Regions from separate parts of the Homo sapiens genome. Here region 1 is linked to region 2. The links are chromatin loops, found by intact Hi-C in ENCODE. Cell type or tissue: MCF 10A. All regions are shown on one strand.

Evidence for each region. Peaks named below come from ENCODE experiments on the same cell type or tissue, not always from the same donor. Only the 100,000 strongest peaks of a DNase experiment are listed, where the experiment ranks them.
Region 1: it touches region 2 in a loop (4-fold over the local background); 2 of 110 quality-filtered maps call a loop at or near these places.

The regions. Positions count from the first base shown.
Region 1 is chr3:21,749,577-21,757,576 of GRCh38, reverse strand. ZNF385D (zinc finger protein 385D) reads left to right here and starts at 6,367. Exons shown (of 8, transcript NM_024697.3): 1 at 6,367-6,682. The coding sequence starts at 6,661. In MCF 10A, a CTCF peak has its summit at 4,635; a DNase peak (open chromatin) is centred at 4,646.
Region 2 is chr3:20,335,783-20,343,782 of GRCh38, reverse strand. LOC101927829 (a long non-coding RNA gene) reads right to left here and starts at 1,315. Exons shown (of 5, transcript NR_110814.1): 1 at 1-1,315. In MCF 10A, a CTCF peak has its summit at 3,251 (motif pointing left); a DNase peak (open chromatin) is centred at 3,262.

The sequences.
Region 1 (8,000 bases), 1.4 Mb before region 2:
TCAATAAACATTGCTATTCCACAACCACCTCCAAGGTTAAGATTTCTGGCTCTCAATGCTGGTTATTAAATATAATAAAAAGCTCCTATTAGCTGTCTATCAAATTAGAAAGAGTCACATATATAATAAATTTAGGCCAGGTGTGGTGGCTCACGCCTGTAATCCCAGCACTTTGGGAGGCCAAGGTGGTCAGATCACCTGAGGTCAGGAATTCAAGACCAGCCTGGCCAACATGGCAAAACCCTATCTCTACCAAAAATACAAAAATTAGCCTGGCATGGTGGCATGCTCCTGTAGTCCCAGCTGAAGCTGTGACTATAGTGAGGCTGAGGCACGAGAATCGCTTGAACCCAGGAGGCAGAGGTTGTGGTGAGCTGAGATTGCGCCACTCCAGCCTGGGGCCTGGGTGAGAGAGTGAGACACCATCTCAAGAAAACAAAAAAAAAAAAAAAAAAAGAGAAATTTATCATATGTCTCCAAAGTCAGTGAAATCTAGAATTTTGGAATATTATGGTATTTTTAGAACTTTTATTCTTAGCACAATGTTAGTACTTTTTTCTTGTAGGCAATTAATTTTCAATAATGACCCCAGGCATTTAATTTGTATGGAAACATCAAGTAAGAATTTGGTCATAAAATTGATTTAGGAGTTTATAGCAGTGTCTACACAACTTAAAAAATTCTGATTAAAACACTACACAGATAAATTGAATTAGGTATTTGTTTCCGTATGGACAGCTTATTTATTTAATTTTCAAACTGTTTTGACATTGAGTAGTGGTATACTATAGGCCAACTCAGGCTTAAAGTAGCCTTCCAGCACATGTCATTCATATGTCAACACATATGCATTCAAAAGTTATTATACTTTCAACAAATATTCATCACTAACTCCCCATATACTTGTGCTTTTGCTCTTATAATGTCCCACGACTCAGTGTTTAGTGTTAACCCTCTTCTCCTTTTTCAATCTATACTTCCTAAAAGATACTATCTGATCTCATGGATTTTATTATCATTTATAAAATCATGACTTCCAAATTTAAATATGAATCCCAAACATCTCCTTTGAGCTCCAGACCCATATAGCCAAACTACTATGAAACATTTCTACTTGGATATAATAAGAATGACAAACCAGACATGCCCCTACACTGACCACCTTCTAACCTCCCCTAAAGCAAGTTCTCTCAAAGTTTTTTCCTGAATTAGTGGAAATTCTGTCCTTCCATTTGCTCAGTCCTCAAATTGTGAATACTCCACTACTTTAAAAAAAATCTTAAATTGCTTATCTAACCTACCAGAGAATTCTGTGGACCCATTTTGGTACATGTAGAGAATCTGACCACTTTTTCTACCGCCACTGTTTCTTCCCTGGTCCAAGCCATGTTCTCTTTCCTGGATTACTACAAAGGCTTCCTAACCCGTCACCTTACATCTGTCCTTGCTCGCTTTAGTCAATTCTTCATACGTCAGTCATAGTGAACTTGTTGAAGCATGTCAAATCACGTTGCTCCAAAGTTATATCATGTAAGTCATAATAAAAGTCAAAGTATTTCTAATGGCCTAAAAAGTTCTACTGAATTTGGCTCCATCTTACCTATTTGAAGTCAACTCTTGGTTTGCTTTTTAAGATCTACTCTACTCTAGCATATTGGCCTTGTTGTTCTTCCTGGCACTCATAAGGTGTATTCCCCATTTATCCTTTGCACTTTCTGCAGCGTTCTTCATCCAGCACCTGGAGTAATGCCTGGCACATGATAGGCATTCATAAGATGTTAAATTTATTCAAAAATGTTGAATGAATTCATAGATAAATAATGAATTTGTTCATTAAACGATGGATTTGTATGAGGTCATGGAGTTAAAAAAGAAAATCCTCTTTCATTTGGGTTACATACAAGTAAAGGCAAATTCCCACACTAAGTTTAAATGCTATAGTAGGAATTAGTACAGTGTGCTATGTGAAAAAGAATACAAACAACACCTCATTTAGTCTTTTGGTGAGAAAAATGTTCTCAGAAGACATAATATTTAAACAGACACCCAAAGATTGATTACAGATTGCTTCAGTAGAGAGAGCAGGTGAAAGGGAATGTAGTCTTCAGGTGAATTATAGCCATACTTTAGGTTTCACACAGTGAAGAGTGTGAAGGACAAAGTATTTACAAATGGAGAAGCGAATAGGGACTTGGTTGTCGAAAACCTTAACGACCTTGGTGGATAAAATACGGAAACAGTGAAGAATACTGAGCAAAGGAGTGGCATGATCATACCATTTTTAAAGATGATAATGGATCTAATATGGAGAATGAATTGGACATGGGCAAGTCTGAAATCAGGAACACTGGATACAATTTTATTGCTACAATATAGATAAAAGATAAAGGTGGACTAAACTAAAGCCAAGGGCGAGGCAATGGAAGACACAACTGAGCTATGCTAACTCATGCTGAATCTAAGTCTCTGCTCCATGCAGCTATGAGAATTTGAAAGGACAAACACACTCACAAACTGTGGCCTGCAGTACCATCTGGCATCTGTACTGAATGGAATTTAAGAGCAGCTGCTGCTAAGCATGGACAAATTCAATTTGTGTGAACACTTTGCACAAAACACAACCAACCTCAAAGAACTGACTTCAGGCACATAGAAAAGTATGATGTCTTACACACAATACAGCTGTACTTAGGATGCTCATTCATTCATTCCCTCATTCACAAATATTTATTGTATAATGACAAGTAGCAGGTACCTTTCTAAGAACTGTAGATATAGCATTGAACAGATAAAATCCCTGCCCTCACTGAGATTATATTCCAGTGAGGAGAAATCAAAAATAAACAGACGTCTAAAATAGTGTGTCAGATGATGATAGTTGCCATGGAGAAAAATAAGGGAGGAAAGGAGGTTAAGAAATGTCAGGGGAGGGACAAAGGCATTTTAAAACTGGAAAAAAAAAAGACAGTGAATTAGTACACTGATAAACCTTTGAGCAATATTTGAATGAGATGAGGAGTCAAGGCAGGCAGCTACCCGGATCTTAGAACACAGAAAAAATTTTCACCCAACCATGATATTTTAATACAAAATATGTAAGTGGTTTGAAGGCATCCTTTGTTTTAATAGTGCTAGGTATAATTTTATCTGGCAAGCAGGTTGGTGCTACAGCTGACCCCAGATGAACTGACTTAATTCACCTTCAGAAGCTCCTAGGTTCTCACAGATTCTTAGAGACAGGTAAAGGTCAGGGTGTGAACCAGATTCTTCCCTAGAAGCTGCTAAGTCGCTCCCTTGAGATGACATATGAAAGCATCTCTCAGGCACAGCTGGCATGTTCACAATCCTCTATCTAGCCAAGATCAGCTGTGGTTTCATTTGGAAATTATTATGCTTCAAAATTAAAAAAAATAATATGTTGAAGAAATGTGTGTACTACCATGTTCATTGCAGTATTACTCACAGGAATCAAGCAAGGTTTCCACTAGTGGATGAATGGATAACAAAGATGTCGCATATATACATAATGGAATACTATTCAACCTTTTAAAAGAGGAAGATCCTCTCATTTGTGACAATATGGATAAACCTGGAGGACATTGTTGTCTTAAGTGAAATAAGCCAGGTACATAAAAACAAATACCCAATGATTTCACTTATATGTAGAGTGTAAAAAGGTCAAACTCTATAGAAACAGGAATAAAATGGTTACCAGAGCTGCAGGGTGAGAGTATTAGGGAGATGTTGCTCAAAGTACAAAACGCAAATACACACACACACACACACAACAACAACAACAACAACAACAACCACCAAAGTTGCATTTTTTAATAAATGTATACAAATAAATAAAATAGTTTTATGTAAAACAGGAAAAAGTATACAATTAAAACAAACATCACTTGTTTTCCATCCAGAGATAAACAACTTTGTATCTTAAGCTTCTACATTCCAGATAAGCCTTAATTGCAGGGAAGAGGGGCACATATCTTTAATTTAAAAGGGCATCTTCCTTTTCTGTTTGAACAGAATTACATTGTATAGATATTACACTCAATTGTTTCTGGAATGCCATATTCTTTCAAAGGCTACATGCTGTTTTTTGGGGTATACTACCAGGCAAAGATTGGCATGTTCTATTACCAGATGCTCCCTGCTGATGTATTTGTGACCATATAGATATATTTGTTTCTAGAACATGCAGTGACATTGTTTTATTGGGGGTGACTTTTACCTGAGCCATTATAAATAGCACATTTATTTGAAGAAGGAAACCTGTTGGAGAACTGTAATATAAATTCAACAAACAAATAGTAAGACAACTGTTTCTTACTCATCACATCATTAAGAAAGTTGCTTAACATCTCTGAGCCTCAGGTTCTTCATTTGTGACATCTGTAATATCCACCTTTCTATATCTCAATTTGTTAGTAATAAAGATGACATGTGAAAGTGCCTTTTAACTGTAAAATGTCATGCAAATGCAAGCGTGTTATTAATGATTAAGGTAGTCCTTTAATGTTTCAAATCTCCTATTTGAAACTCAACTCTCAATGCTTGCATCTTCCAACTACAGGAACTCAAATGGACCCAAAGCACTAACATTAAACTACAGTGCCCCCTAGCACATGTAGGAGGTCAAGGCAGCTTACAGGCTTCATGAATAAGCTCTACCACAGATGGTTCTTTTGCCTGAGGGAAGAACTACTAATTGTACTTTTGGACAATTTCCATTTGTCCAAAAGGAAAAAACATTTACGCATTTTCTTCAATACTTTCCCGTAACATTGTTTTTATTTTAATTTTTAAAAGGGAGTAAAAAAGTTAATATCCTTTACTATGTAAATTTTCCTCTGGTGGCTTTAAATTAAGAGTATTTCTAAAAGAACAGCCCTAGATTTATCTTAAGATTCACTGTGATGTTTCTGATTTATATTTGCTTACCTACTTTCACTCACCAAATTCTTTATAATCTAGCGTGAGAGAGGATATTGTTCATTGCACTCTTCACAGAGGTAGAATACAGTTAAGCTTTTATGCAAGATTGCACAGAAAGCCGTTATTATGAGCTTCAGCCCCCTAGTTTCTATGCACATTAAATCCACCAAGAGATATAGAATCGCGTAAGGAAATGCTATAGAATATTTTAATATCAAAATGTAGAAATCTTTGCTATCACACTTTTATAAAAGCCCAGATTAAAAATATATCAATTGCATTCTTCCATAGACTACAGTTCTTTGTTTATATTTGGTTCTTAATTTCATAAATGTCTATAGAAATTTATAAGTTCAAATGTTCCAGTACGTAAATTGGTTCCCAAAGTGATGAGTCCTTAGGAAACGGAACTTGCTGTATGAGTTTATTTTTTCCATGCTGTGCATTTAAGTATTAATCAGCACAGCTTTCAGGGATTTCTTTCTAATATCCTTTTCTATGTAAGATAAGGACTGCAATTCATTATACCATTGGAGGAGCCAGAGGCTTTGCTAAGCTTTGCCTTTCTTGACCGTTCATCTCAAATTTAATGAGAGCGTTGTGTGTGTGTGTGGTGGGGGGGGGAGGGGGGTGGGTGTGTGTGTGTGTGGCTATATTATATTGGTGACTGGACTCTAACTATGGCACAATGTTGGTTGCCTTTCAGGCTAATCGTCTCTCCGTTTCAGGAGGTCAAAGATCATTTCAGCCTCAGTGTGCTTTCTACCTGCCTACTAAGGGAGGCAGCAAATTTGGTCCTGGGCAACTGAGAGGTGACTTTTATCACCAGTTATTTTTCTTCACATCTTTCTATCAACATAATAGCTCAGGGAACACTCAAGAAATAAAAAATTACACTTCACCAAGTACTAGCTTTCTGGGATGTGATCACTTCTAAGTGTGAACCTCTATTACCCTAGCAGTGGTCCCTGGCGTTCCTTTTATTCCTCTTATATATAAACATCACAAAAAATAACAACAAACCCTCAAGCCCACAGCAAAGAGAATGCAAGCACGGCACCATCCCTCTTCGTACTGCCGTTTTAACTTGGTAGAGGAGGTTAAATTTTGGAGAGAATGGTGGCATTCACAGGAGGGGCGGGGTAAAAGTGTTGTCTAATTACACGTTAATGGCAGAACTCGCCTTAACCACGTCCCTCCTGCACAGTGGTGAATTTCTCCTGTGTGTTCCTGTGTGGATCCCGACACTCTTCTCGCTTTAAGAGAGCCTCCCGCGCCCCTCACTCCGCCCCTTCCCAAGTCTCTGGGCTCGTCAAAGCTTCCCGAGAGCCATGGTTGGTCCAGGCAGGCAGTCGGAGCACCTCGTGGAGCGGCTGCTAACCCAGGGTGGGGTGGGGTGGGGTGGAGGGGTCTGCTTGTAGTACTCTCAGTCCTGATGTCACAGGCGCGGCAAGGACATCGCAAGGAGGAGTCGGATTACAGTAAGGATGGGCAGTGCAGCAGGCAGCCCGAGCGCACTCTCCAGCCGCCGGGGATCTTAGCCCTGGAAAGGCAGCCTGCAAGGCGCTCATCCCGCGGAGGAGGCACGCTCTCGGCGCTCACTGCTCTCCACGCCGGGGACATTTCCACCGAATGTAGCATGAAAGGGCTCTGCTCTACGTGCCAGCCTTGGGTGAGAGCTGATGCTGAAGACACCGCGGTGGGATTCCAGCTGTCTGATTAATGAGAAACATAATGTATTTTGGTGAGTGTTCACTCTGATGATGTAATTCTGGGGGTGTCCGGCTCTTCATCCGTGCAGACAAGCCCTTAAAAAATTCTTTAAGCAGCAAGAATATGTTACATTAAACCTACCTCCAGTTGGCAACTGGAGGACCAAGCCGGTGCAGCCTTCAAAGCTTCCTTTGTGCCACAACTGGGGCTGTTAATTTAGCCGTGGATGAGTTTAAGTTGGAAAAGAAAAGAGACAGGGACATGTGGAGGGGGCGGGGGGGTAAACTTTGCCTTGATTTGCCTGAATGAAGTTGGCTCTTTTAGCTAGGTGAAGGAGAAATAGTGCAGCGTGGGAAGTCATGAGCTAACTTAATGGAATGTGAAACAAAGTTTCTATACAATTGATGCTGTGAAAGCTTAGTCAATATGAGCATTTCATTCAGTATTTGCTGGTTTTTCTTGTTCTGAGGCGGAAAAGGAAAACATTGTCTAGTGAGCAGTGTGGTTGAGCAGCTGAGAACACTTCTCTATATCATCTCAGTGCTCTGTCTAGCTAGGAGCAGCCTAGCACAAAATGCATATTATTTGAAACCTTTAGAGGTCTCGGAGATGTCAAATATTTGTGCAGGTCAGTTTTGTGCCACGGTAGAAACCTCAGTTAGGTTTTCAGTTGAGCTGCCTGCATTTCCAGAAAGCATGTTGAGGCTTGGATCCGAGCTATCAGTTGAGCACTGGAAGTGGGCTTGGAGCTGTGCATTTGCACTCTAACGCCGCAACTTACTGCTAGTACAGGAGGCAAGCCCCTTCACTAAATAAGAAGAAGTCAAAGATAAGGACTGAATATTTGTTCCTCCTCTCTGAAGTTATGCTTTCCTTCTGTAAGTCCTATCTGGCGTCATCATTTAAGGGCATCTATGCGATATTAAAAGGTTTGATAGAGCAACTGGAGAGGGGCTAGGAAATGTATCCAAGATGCAAATGCTCTGATTTCTTGGTTTGCTTTAAATATTAAATCTAGCGTCTTCTTTCAGATTAAAGAGGTATTTAGATAAACTTAGGTTGGGGCACTATTAGTTTGTTGGAAATTTATTTCTGTATGTACTATTTGCTCTGTTTTGTTTCCTTTAGGCTTTGAGACACTTGAGAGTGTGTGGAAGGAATCTAAGTTCCAAAAGCTAAATGCCTTTAGTTGTCTTGACAGTTTTGATTTGCCTATAATTTGTATCATATTAGAAGAGAAGTCTTAAAATAGCTGAAAATGATTTGGAAGAAACAATTTCATTGCATTGCCAAATTTAAGCAGAATCTGTAGTTAAAAACCATCTCTTTCCAGTGGGTAGTAATGGAGG
Region 2 (8,000 bases):
CAAACAAGACCTCTATTTCACCTTCTAAGTTAGGTGTTAGGAGAAAAGCAATCAAAATGCCTCCAGACTAAATCAATTCACACAGAAGTATAGGTGGTAGGAGGCTTAACTTCTATGGCAGCTTTTAGAAGACCTGTTATTCCAAATGGATCTTTGATTGGTGGGATGTGTGAAGGAGTCATTTTTGAGACGTAGGGAATCATACTTTTTTCTTATCTGTTTATGCTGGCCAGAGGCCCTACTTTCAATTTATTTTCTGCACAAAAATCCCCTTCTGAACTAAAGCCAATGCATGCTATTTGGTTTACTTATACCTTAGTGCTGTGATTCTCTAGCTTAGGTCACCAGGTCATAATAAAGGACCACAACAGGAACCTGGCTTGGTTTTACATTTCTTATAGTCTGTAGTTGAGTTCCTTCTCTAAAGCCATGTTCACACATCTGAAATTTTCCTAGATAGACTTTTATGGCTTCTGGTAAAGATAAAAGTTATATTGATTTTCTGTTGCATTGTTAACTTATCAAATAGCAAAATATTTAATTTGGAAGATAAAAAATAGTTTTAAATTTTTTCTTAAAAATGGTGGTAGAATAGTGACCACACTGCATACCCTCTTATGAGAGTGAATTAACATGGAGACCACAAACAGAGGAGTTAATTACATCTTTGTGGTATTACATCCTAACATCAACTCTGCATATGGATAAACCTGCCCTTAGAAAATCCCTAACATCCCCCATTAAAAAAAAAAAAATGAGCAATTAAGAGCCACAAACACTGTTTCTCACTAATCCTGTTACAGTGAGGTCTGCCTCCCATATCAGTTCAGATTGCTGTTTCTTCAGTTGCCCACCAGATAAAACCATGATTTGCATTCAGGGACTACATTGTAAGAAAAGTACGTTTCTTTTAATAGTAGACACACTTGGCCCTGGAATTCCTTTCAGTTAAATACCTACATAGATAGAGGTCACTGTATATTTGCCCCCCTTTGTTTAAAGAGCTAAAATTCTGTCCTCACAGTGTCTATAAGCTCGAGAATCACAGCACTAAGGTATAAATAAACTGAAGAGACTGTCCCTCATGCATGCTGTGACAGAAATCAGCTTTCAGACTAGGTGTGCTGAGTCCCAAACCTGTGCTACATCCCTGCTACAAAAACTGAAAAGCAAGCCTAAAATTCACTATAGGTTCCTAGAAAATCAAACCTTAGATATAAGACCAAGTTATACTATCTTATTCTCTCAGCAAATCCTTAATATGTTTCTTCTCTGTGCCAGGTGTTAGTTAAGCTCAGGTGATACAAAGTTGAATGAGATAGCACCCCTGCCTTCTTTGTCCCAGCTCATAGTTTAATGACATAATCAGGTGGTCACAATACAGTGTAATACAGTGCTGTGACAGAGAGAGAAGCTACAGACTGAGGGCACACAGGGCCAGGGCTCCTAACCCACCTAAGGCAAAGGGTAAGGCAGGGGACATCAGGGAAAACTATTAAAGAAGGAGGCATCCTGAGAGCTGGGATTGTATTTTTTATTTATGGTTTTATTTTTTACCTTTGTATTTTGATGTAATTTCAGGCTAACAAAAGTTGCAAGAACACTACAAAGAATTCTCATATGCCCTTTAACCAGATGTACTAAATGCTATTATATCAAATATGCTTACATACAGATATGCACATACACGCACAAACACACACACACAAATATACATTTCTTTTTTCAAAAAAAATTTGGGGCTGGGCGCGGTGGCTCATGCCTGTAATCCCAGCACTTTGGGAGGCTGAGGTGGGTGGATCACTTGAAGTCCTGACTAGGAGTTCCAGCCAGCCTAGTCAAATGGTGAAACCCCGTTTCTATCAAAAATACAAAAATTAGCTGGGAATGGCGGTGCACGCCTGTAATCCCAGCTACTTGGGTGGCTGAGACAGGAGAATCCCTTGAACCCAGGGTGTGGAGGCTACAGTGAGCCAAGATCGTACCACTGCACTCCAGCCTGGGCAACAGAGACTCTGTCTAAAAAAAAAAAAAAAAAAAAAAAAAAAAAAAATTGAGAGTAACTTACAGAAATTATGATGCCCCATTTACTCTTGAAGATTCTGGTGTATATTTCCTAAAAGCAAGGACATTCTCTTCTGTAGCCTACAAGTAACAAAATCAGGTAATCAATACTGATACAATACTACGATCTTATCTACAGACCTTATTCAAATTTCACCAATTGTCCCAATGTGTACTCTACAGCAGAAGAAATCCCCAGCTCATATGCTGCATTCAGCTTTCATGTGTCTTTAGTATCCTACAATCTGGAACAGTTTCAGATTCTTTCTTTGTCTTTCATGACCTTGTAATTTTTAAAGTGCAGAGTCTAGTTATTTAGTAGAATGTCCCTGAATTTACGCTGGGCACAGTGGCTCACGCCTGTAATCCCAGCACTTTGGGAGGCCGAGACGAGCGGACGACCTAAGGTCGGGAGTTCGAGACCAGCCTGACCAACATGGAGAAACCCCGTCTCTACTAAAAATACAAAATAAGCCGGGCGTGGTGGCACACACCTGTAATCCCAGCTACTCGGGAGGCTGAGGCAGGAGAATCACTTGAACCCAGGAGGTGGAGGTTGTGGTGAGCCGAGATTGTGCCATTGCACTCCAGCCTGGGCAACAAGAGCAAAACTCTGTCTCTCAAAAAAAAAAAAAAAAAAAAAATGTCCCTGAATTTAGTAGAATGTCTCTGGTTTGGAACTACTCTAAACTGTTTCTCGCGGTTAGATTTGGCATAAGCATTTTTGGCAGAAATATCACGAAGGTATGTTGCGCTTTTTGAGATGAGTTTCAAAGAGTGAAGAGGAATCAGCCCACATAACCTATTGCCATATTAATTTATTTTTGCATTCAGACTTGGGAGGATGGAAGACAGAAGGCAAAGGGATAGCCTATAATACTATTAAATAATATTTATCAAGTAGTTACCAAGCACTGTTTGGAATGTGTTACATAAGTTAACTTCATCATCTTCGCAACACCCTTATGACATCCTCACCATGACTATGCTTTTCCCATTTTTCCAATGAGAAATAATCAGGCACAAAAAGATGATGAAGCTAGCGCATGGTGCAGCCAGTATTCAATTCCGGGCAGATTGACTCTTGCCCATTCTGTCAGAAGGGACTTAGTGAAAGCAAAACGCTTACCAAAAAAAAGGCTTGTGTCTTCAGAACGAGTTGGCTTGGAGGTGTGTAACTGGTCCAAGCAACTGGGTGTGGCTCTCCCGCCCTCTGCTGGCTGAATCCCTTATTGCATCCTTTTAACTGCTTTTTGCTCAATTGGATGGTGACTGCAGGGTAAAACCTCCATGTGAGCAACAATCACTGAAATTTCTGCAAAACTCCTGAGTTATGCCTGACCTATGAGAATGCATAAGAATTGGGCATTCCTTCCATTTTTCTTTTTTGTGTGCCTCAGTCCCCTACCACATTCTAAAGATTGGTCAGCAGAATAAATCCTAAGCCCTCTCTTCACCAACTTCTTTTATAAAACTTCCCAGGAGAATTTTTTTTTAACTATGACAAATTTGGAATCCACTGAAGCAGTGAGAAAGCTAACGTTGAATTAATCAGAATACAATCCCCAGACAAGACAATCATTACAGATGAGAAAACCTGTAGGAAGGATGTTTGTCCTTGAAAAATATTTGAAAAAGATCCAGTGTGAAGCAGTCATCTCACAGTAGGCTCCAAAGTGTCATATAAGACAAAATCACTAGGCAAATAAGATGAAGGAGAGGAAAAACTCCTTTGAATGAGTCATAAGTAGCCTCTATTTTCAATCAAAAATCCTTTCTCTTTCCAGGTAAAACCCTGTCCCTCTGAAATTCACAAACCCCTGGGGCTTCCACAAAATTCAATTGTTTTCTCTAGTAAGAGGAAGAAATGGACGTAAAATAAAACCAGAAGACAATGAATGGGCCTTAAAAGGATGGCACACTGATTCATTCCATACATGCCAGAAATGGACCTGGCAAAAGAAAAAGAGTGTGTTTAAATTCCCAAATGATAACCTGGGAGCAATTCTGTTCATTGTGCCTGATTGCAAATACAAATATACTAGTGGCCATTATTAAGCCACATCTAATGTCCCAGGGGAAAGAACTCTTTACTGAAATTTTGAGAACACTCACACTGAACACAAGAATCCCATCTAAGTATTTACTTGATAACTTCTAGATGCCTGTCTGTTTATCTGTCAGGTTGGGAGAGACACAAATACATTTGCATATGGCTACTACCAGGCTGAAGGCTGAAACCTTTGCCCCCAGATCAAATCAAATCAGTAGATAAATGTCCCATGGTAGGTGATTGAGCTAAGCAACGACTTCTTATTTATTTTAATGAAGTATCAAGATTTCCATGAAAAATTATCAGAACTTTATATGTATAATCCATCTGGAAACTAATCCCCTAAGCTATATTGTGGCATTATTGTCACAATAACACTGCATAACAACCAACCACGAAACATCAGCAGCATTCGACATTAAGCATTTATTGCTTACATGTCTGGAGTTGTCAACTACATGGCTCCGCTGATACTACTCTGGGGCTGATGAGACTGTGTCTTTCATCATGCAGAAGCTAGGCCAGTAACGTTCTCATAGCAGTGTTCTCAGCCAGACGACAGAAACATGCAATGCCTTCTTAGACCTAGGCTCAGAAATGTCATGCTGTCATTTCTGCTGCATTCTGTTGGGCAAAGCAATTCACAAGTAAGCCCAAATTCAAGGGAAAGAGACTCTATCTTTTCATTGAGAGAAAATGCAGCCACAGAGCAAAACATGTGCATACAGTGATGGGTAAAGAACTGAGGCCACAACTGTAATTTACTACAGGCCCAGAAAATCATTGAAATCCAATGGGTAACTCTCCACTTTCTCACATTTCACATATACCCTTCTCAATGGATGATCTACTAACAGTGGTCTCTAGGTTGTCCTGGAAATATTTAAGAAAGAAGAAATTCTTAAACCTTAAGGACTTTTGTTTCTGTGAGACCTGGAGCCCCCCAGCTAACTGAAGATGTTATACCAGAGCCTTTGGATAAGACATAAATTTCCATCTAGTGCTATCAGTTTCTCATTGCTCTCTTGTACAAAATTCATTCAAGAGCAGTCTAGAGTTTAAGAAAAAGCAGGAAATTTTCCCTAATATTTTCTCCTACTATATCACAATTTTTGGTCAAGAAATATATACAGTTCTCATCTATATTTTTAAGAACTTTTCTAGTAATGTGTGCTGAAATAAGATTAAAACTTAGGGTACTCTAGGTTAATTTCTTGATCAATAAAATAAGATTAAATATTAGGCCACTATAGGTTAATTTTTTGTTCAATTGCAATAGGCATCTTTCTAGGTGAAAATTAAAACACACATACTATGTGGACATTTTTTTAATTGTAAGAAGGAACTAACAAACACTTTTTTTTTGGCTTGGAAATGCCCATGCTGAAACCTTGGCCTATATCATGACTATATAGTTCTCCAATGACAAGGTTCTAACCACCTGTCATTATTTCCTTCCTTCTCAGATTTTTAAATAATTTTTTCATTCCATAACTGTTCAGTTACTTTTCTAGAAATAATACACAAATTGAAAATATTATAAGGCCCCTCTTCCCTCAGTTTGTAAATAAATAAATGTAACTTCATGGAAGAACCTAATATTTTCAATAATTATATTTTCTTTACTATATTCCAAGAGATTTTGCAAACAGCAAGGGCAAAAAATTAATCTTGTTTCTTTCTTCTTTTTTTCTTTTCCTAGTCTAAGTCAAGACTAGAAGCAACAACATGATGAAACATATGCTTCTGGCATTTCCATCTTCCTGGATTGATGATATACCAGGCAGCCCAATTTTCCCCCAAAGGATAGGTGTGCATTCAAAATATTAAACCCTTAACAAAGACAAATATAAATGCAATTTGAGAAACCCCATTTCTTTCCAAGTCCACTGCATCTATTAATGTAGCCCCTTGACCAAGGACCAGCTCATCTCACTATTAGTACAAATTCTTTTACTCTACCTGACAGTCTGCCTACCTTTTTGTATGTTGGAATATAAAAAACAATTTCGAGAAATAAAAATCAACTCCTGTAACCTATCTCTGCTGATGCCAACCATATTGATTGCTTGACCTTTACGAAGTCTACTGACTAGATGATGCGTAATGTTTGGGGATTAAAGATGCTGATTTACTTTTTTTCTAAGTCAAATTTAAACTCTGACTACCCAAAATCAAACCCTACAGACTGTCTCAGCCTGTCCCCACTTTGCAGTGCTCCCCCTGACATTTGGATACCAGTTACTGATTGAATTTTTAGCAGCTGTCATTCAAGGACATCCAGCTTCAGCTGGACAAGCATTCGAATGGCAGACTCCCAAGGGCCTGAAAATGACCTGGTTTGACACAAATGTGGATAATCTTTCTGCAGAAACAAATGGGTTCAACTAAGTCATCAGTTTAACTGATAACTCTCATCCAGTTATGATTGTCACAATTAAGAAACAGTTTTAGTAACAGAGGCATTCAGAGTTAGGGGTTTTCCTTTTCAGGAAAGGAAATAGGATAAGAATTATTTAGTTTTCTCATTTCCAAGTATTTGGGGAGTAAAATCTATGGACTAAAATCTATTTTTATCTAACAGATGAGTTGTTAGCTTAATGATGTAGGATCTTTATTCATGACCATAAACCCCCATCATCACCCAAAAAAAAGCAAAACAAAAAAAATAGATAATGCGCTGGTGAAAAAAGAAAAAAAGTCTGCCAAGTCTAATTGTGATTCTAAAAAAACTAGCCCTGGCTGCATATCAATTGAGTTTTGTTTAGCTTGCAATTAAAATAAAATTTTCCATCTTTCAAAAAGAATTTCAAAGCACTTTCAAATGGCAAATATTTTTAAAGTTAAGTACATGCTTATCTTTGATAGTATATTTGCAAGTCATTCATGACTTCATAGATAAAAGCCAACTCTTCCATTTTCAACTGGGAACAGGTCACTCTTATCAGCCTACTCTGCACAACCCATATAGACTATAAACACCTCCACTAATAGAACTAATCACTAGAGCACCACCATTGACTCAATATAGAATTCAGACTAGAACATGTATATCTTAACACCTTGTATGGTTTAGTTTCATGTGCACAGGCACTGTAGGACACTAGCCCCAATTCACTTGAGCAGTTTTCCAACTGCCACAGAAAAGGCTTTTTAAGTTGTAGATTGTATATTCCTACTTTACACCCAAAATATAATTAAGGTGATTGACTTATTGGCCACTTTTAGTAGGCTGTTAATGTTGTTTTTGGAAAGCCAATCTTATTGTAAAGTGATATTTGAATGTAAAGAACAGAACCAGCACTTTCTGCCATCAAGGAAGAATTCCTCTCACAAAACCAGTGGTGACCTGGAACCACTTAATACTGGCTCTCAAGAGTTGATTGTGTACATCTCCTCCCAACTCCACATTCAGTGGCATCAGGTTAGTAGCATGAAATTGGCCATGATAGGAGTATTTACTCCAAAGAAATTGGGAAACACTAAAAATTATCAGATAGGATTACAAGTTTAGTATCAGTGATAGGAGAGGAATTCTACAGCAGTTCTGTCCAGTAAAACTTTCTGCAATGGGGCTGGGCATGGTGGCTCAGGCCTATAATCCCAGCACTTTGGGAGGCAAAGGTGGGAGGAACTGCTTGAGGCCAGGAGTTTGAGACCAGTCTGAGCAACATAGCAAGATTCTGTCTCTACAAAAATAAATAAAAATAAAGGAACTTTCTGCAATGGTAGAAGTATCTTATATTTGTACTGTCCAACACAGTAGCCACTATACACATGTGACCACTGAGTAGTTGAAATGTGGCTAGTATGGCCAAAGAACTAAATTTTTTATTTTATTTTTAATCTTAATAGCCATATGTGACTAGTGGCTACCGTTTGG